Regions from separate parts of the Homo sapiens genome. Here region 2 is linked to region 1. A link is a contact called in ENCODE Hi-C or POLR2A ChIA-PET data. All regions are on one chromosome and are shown on one strand. Each heading gives the region's core, a stretch centred on a gene start or an enhancer-like site at or near the end of the contact. The rest is flanking DNA. Distances are from core to core; before and after follow the strand shown.

Region 1 (2,700 bases), core at 83-2,582:
CCAAAGTGCTAGGATTACAGACGTTAGCTGCCGCGCCCGGCCTCTGACAATTCCTTATGTGGTGGCCTTGCACATAGTAAGAGCTCAATAAATGTTAGTCATGATAACGATAAATGAAGGTGGTAATGGTGGCCAGTGCTCAATAAATGTTACCTATGAAGAAGATTATGATGGCAGCAGTAGTTGTGTTCATGATATTGAACATGATGCTTTATGTAAACAATAAGAAAATTTCAAGTTTATAATATTACATCTATCAAATACACTAAATGACTTGTTAACTATTATCAAACTGTAGACATTAGGATCAGAATAGCCGGGCGTGGTGGCTCATGCCTATAATCCCATTACTTTGGGAGGCCAAGGCGGGTGGATCACCTGAGGTTGGGAGTTCGAGACCAGCCTGACCAACATGAAGATACCCCATCTCTACTAAAATTACAAAATTAGCCAGGTGTGGTGGTGCGCACCTGTAATCCCAGCTACTCGGGAGATTGAGGACGGAGAATCACTTGAACTCGGGAGGTGGAGGTTGCAGTGAGCTGAGATCACGCCATTGCATTCCAGCCTGGGCAACAAGAGCGAAACTCCGTCTCAAACAAACAAACAAAAAGTCAGAAAAATTTGGACTCTTAGGCTAATGTGGCTCTTCACTGGAGGAGAACAAAACAGCAGTAGCCCATTTTGCCTGTATAAGAGCCATGGTATATATCCTCCTACCCTAGAAACCATGGCACCCTTTCATATTACCCCTATAATAGGTCCACACCGTAATATAAACTGGATCTAACTTGTAAATCAGTAGTTATGCCCAGTCCTTCCAGCTCATTTTTCTTATTACAGTCTAAATAATTATTCCAATTATTCTTTTTTTTTTTTTTGAGACAGAATCTCGCTCTGTCACCCGCCGAGGCTGGAGTGCAGTGGTGCAATCTTGGCTCACTGCAACCTCTGCCTTCCAGGTTCAAGTGATTCTCCTGCCTCAGCCTCCCAAGTAGCTGGGACTACAGGCGCATGCCACCACATCCAACTAATTTTTGTATTTTTAGTAGAGACGGGGTATCACCATACTGGTCAGGCCAGGCTCCTGACCTCATGATCCACCCACCCCAGCCTCCCAAAGTGCTGGGATCACAGGCGTGAGCCACCATGCCCAGCCAGTCTAAACAATTATTCTGTAGGTTAAGCTATTATCCTGGAAGTCCCTTTGACAACTTCTCTTTTATTTTTAGGAAGTCCCTTTGACAACTTCTCTTTTTTATTTTTAGGTTGCCAGCCTTAACCAAGGCTGTAACCATAGATTGTATCTGGGTATCAGTGACATCTGTAGTGAAGATTAGATCTTTATGCAAAGACATTTCTTAAGAAACTAGAGCCAGTAAGGACACTGGTGGCCGGGTGCAGTGGTTTATGCCTGTAATCCCAGCACTGTGGGAGGCTAAGGTGGGTGGATCACTTAAGCCTGGGAGGTCGAAGCTGCAGTGAGCCATGATCACCCCACTGCACCCCAGTCTGGGTAACAGAGTGAGACCCTGTGTCAAAAAAAGAAAAAGAAAAAAGAAAAAAAGAAACTGTTAACTGGGGTTAGCTGCACAGAAAGTTGTGAAGGAACAAGAGTAGGAAAAAAAATGTCATTGTATACCCTTTTGTATCTTTTGAATTTTATATCATGTGGATTATTTTTAAACTATTAAAAATTAATTGGTTGGACGTGGTGGCTGTCAGCACACAGATGATCCCTGACTTAAAATGATCAATTTACAGTTTTTCGACTTTACAATGGTGCAAAAGCCATATGCATTCAGTAGAAGCCATACTTCAAGAACCTGTGCAAGCATTTTTTTCACTTTCAGTATAATATTCAATAGATTACATGAGACAGTCAACACTTTATTAAAAAATAGGCTTTGTGTCGGAAAATTTTGCCCATCTGTAGGCTAATTTAAGTGTTCTGAGCATGTAGGCTAGGCTAAGCTATGTTGTTCAGTAAGTTAGGTATATTGAACACATTTTCGACTTTGTGTATTTTCGACTTATGAGTTTGTCAGGGTGTAACCCCATCATAAATTGAGAAGCATCTGTAGAGAGAAGCAATAAATACCAATTTTCTTTTTTCTTTTTTTGAGGCAGAATCTCACTCTGTCACCCAGGCTGGAGTGCAGAGGCATGATCTTGGCTCACTGCAACCTCCACCTCCTGGGTTCAAGTGCTTCTCCTGCCTCAGCCTCCCAAGTAGCTGGGATTACAGGCTTGCACCACCCTACCCAGCTAATTTTTGTATTTTAGTAGAGACAGGGTTTCACCATGTTGGCCAGGCTGGTCTTGAACTCCTGACCTCAGGTGATCCACCTGGCTCAGTCTCCCAAAGTGCTGGGATTACAGGCATGAATCACCATGCCTGGCCTAAATACCAGTTTTCAAGTCTGGAAAATATACTGGAGTGGTTAATCAGATTTTCAAACCAAGGAGTCTTTTGAGATAAATTATGTCATTATGGAGATCACTAGTAACCAAAGATATGTTAACAGATCATGGATTTAAGATAAATGCCTAGTTGATGTGATTTCAGACACCAGGAAAGCTTAATGACACTAAATGATTAATGAGTGCAATGAGCTTAATCACACTAAATGATTGCAATGAGCTGAGATCACGTCATTGCACTCCAGCTTGGGCAACAAGAGTGAAACTCCGTTTCCA
Region 2 (2,700 bases), core at 74-2,573, 170 kb before region 1:
CTATGGTTGGAGAAATTTGCAGGCAGGATCAGGGAAGAGTCTACAGCGTATTTCTTAAAACTAGATATTTCTTGCCTTGACATCTCAGCAAACAAACAAAACTGGGTATTTCTTAAACTAGGTGGTGGGTACACTGGTGTTCATTTGATGGTTATTGTCTATACTACTTGTTATTAAACTTGGCTGCAATTGGGATCGCCTAAAGGGCTTAAAAATAATACCGATGCCTCACTCCCACCTCAGAGATTTTGATTTAATTTCATGAGGTCTGGCAAATATTATCCTAAATGGAAACCCTAAAGATTCCTTAAAATGTATTACTCTAAAGATAAATGGCCTCATTCCTGATGTTTTTTAAAACTTTTCATTTTGAAATAATTTCAGACTTACCTCAAAGTTTCCAAAATAGTAGCGTTCCTGTAGTATCTTTTACCCAGCTTCCTCTAGTGTTAACACTTACGCAACCTAGTACAATGATCAAAACCGGGAAATTAACATTGCTAAATACTGTTCTTCAGCCGTTATTCAAATATTGCCAGTTTTCCCACTAATGTTCTTTCATTGGTCCAAGGTCTAATCCAGGATCTTACATTTCTCTAAGCCATCATGTCTTCTTAGTCTATTCCAATCTGTGACAGTTCCTCAGTCTTTCTTTGTCTTTCATGACCTTAATACTTTTGAGGACTGCTGATTAGTTATTTTACAGAGAGTAGCTGAATTTAGTTTGTCTGATATTTTCTTACAATTAGATTGAGGTTATGCATTTTTGGCAAGAATTCCACAGCAGGTATGTTGCCCCCTTCTTGGTGCATTATGTAAGGGATTATATTATGTTGATATATCTCATTACTGGTGATATTAACTCTGATCACTTAGTTAAGGTGGTGTCTATGAATTAATCAAGTTATCAAATCTCTCTTATTTCATTCTCAAAGGAAAACTCATCAATTATTGAGGACCTCTGACTGTCACTCTAATGCATGAATAAAGAGGTGCTGGATTAAAATACATGGGCATACAGACATACATGCACATATGTGCACATACAAATTAAAGACAAGATATTTCAACTCCATTATATTCATCAGTGATATGGTTTGGCTGTGTCCCCACCCAAATTTCATCTTGTATTGTAGTTCCCATAATCCCCACGTGTCATGGGAGGGACCCTGTGGGAGGTAATTGAATCATGAGGGCGGTTTCCCCCGTGCTGTTCCCATAATAGTGCGTTCTCATGAGATCTGATGATTTTATAAGGGGCTTTCCCCGCTTTTGCTCAGCACTTCTCCTCGCTGCTGCCATGTGAAGAACGAAGGTTTTGCTTCCCCTTCCACCATGATTATAAGTTTCCTGAGGTTTCCCCAGCCCTGCGGAACTGTGAGTCAATTAAACCCCTTTCCTTTAAACTACCAAGTCTCAGGCAGTTCTTTACAGCAGTGTGAGAATGGACTAAAACAGTCAGTTATTACCACAATAATGCTTCATAACACACCTCCTATGTCTCAGACTTACAACAACAAGTTCATGGATCTTTGCATGGGCTGGAGCAACCTTGCTTTAGGCTATAGGGTGCCTGAGTGTGGCTCTAGGCTTCTACTTGGGTTCAGGACTGCTCAACATGTTTCCTCAGTTCTTTGGACCAGCAGCTAACTGGGGCATGTCCTGTAAACTTTTTGTCTTGAAATAATTTTAGACTTACTACAGTGTTTCCAAAATAGTACAGAGTTCCTGTATATCTTTTACGCAGCATTCCCTGGTGTTAACATCTTACACAATCACAGTACAGCGATCATAACCGGGAAATTAACATTCATACAATACTATTCTTCAGCCATTATTCAAATATCGCCAGTTTTCTCACTCAAAGGAAAAACTCCTAAATCTTCGTTAAAAAAATCACAGGAACAACTGTGTGCAGTGGCTCATGGCTGTAATCACAGCATTTTGGGAGGCCAAGGCGGGCGGATCACGAGGTCAGGAGTTTGAGACCAGCCTGACCAACATGGTGAAACCCCATCTCTACTAAAAATACAAAAATTAGCCCTGCGTGGTGGCACGCACCTGTTAATCCCAGCTACTCAGGAGGCTGAGGCAGGAGAATCGCTTGAACCCAGGAGTTGGAGGTTGCAGTGAGCTGAGATGGTGCCACTGCACTTCAGCCTGGGTGACAGAGCGAGACTCCATCTCAAAAAAGAATAAATAAATACATACATAAATAAATAATCGCAGGAACATATCGGAAATTATTGTCTCTTGAAGCAAGAACTGTCACACCGTTCCTTCAACTCATAGTTCTTTTCTTTTTTTTATTATTTGTTTGTTTGTTTGTTTGTTTGTTTTTTGAGACGGAGTTTTGCTCTTTATTGCCCAGGCTGGAGTGCAGTGGTGTGATCTCGGCTCACTGCAACCTTTGCCTCCCAGGTTCAAGTGATTCTCCTGTCTCAGCTGCCCAAGTAGCTGGGATTACAGGCGTCCGCCACCATGCCCGGCTAATTTTTTGTATTTTTAGTAGAGATGGGGTCACACCATTGTTGGCCAGGCTGGTCACAAACTCCTGACTTCAGGTGATCCACCCGCCTTGGCCTCCCAAAGTGTTGGGATTATAGGCGTGAGCCACCATGCCCGGCCTCAACTCATATTTCATTAGTCAAAGTAACTCACAGGAAATACATCCCTTCCCTAGTGGGGAGAACTGCAAAG

Evidence for each region. A loop is a pair of places that touch in the nucleus more often than their neighbours do. ChIA-PET counts read pairs that join two places held with the same protein, here RNA polymerase II (POLR2A). Pooled maps may share reads with other maps.
Region 2: a loop to region 1 is called in a pooled map, with 2.5 times the contacts of the local background. The contact joins two enhancer-like sites. A Hi-C loop is called at or near these places in 2 of 37 single-sample maps with no recorded cell type and 2 of 50 pooled maps. POLR2A ChIA-PET finds 5 or more read pairs at or near these places in 6 of 52 experiments (B cell, GM12878, Panc1 and 3 more).

The regions. Positions count from the first base shown.
Region 1 is chr12:31,685,868-31,688,567 of GRCh38, reverse strand. All of the region lies in intron 6 of AMN1 (antagonist of mitotic exit network 1 homolog), which reads left to right. Among named protein-coding and RNA genes, the nearest start is that of ETFBKMT, 28 kb to the right of the region's middle. Within about 2 kb of position 1,332, at least 4 of the 41 ENCODE cell types and tissues checked have a DNase peak (open chromatin) inside an H3K27ac peak, as active enhancers do; they include B cell and GM12878, where a contact is called at or near this core.
Region 2 is chr12:31,858,419-31,861,118 of GRCh38, reverse strand. No RefSeq gene overlaps it. Among named protein-coding and RNA genes, the nearest start is that of LINC02422, 27 kb to the left of the region's middle. RefSeq lists an enhancer at 1,111-1,350. Within about 2 kb of position 1,323, at least 3 of the 41 ENCODE cell types and tissues checked have a DNase peak (open chromatin) inside an H3K27ac peak, as active enhancers do; they include B cell and GM12878, where a contact is called at or near this core.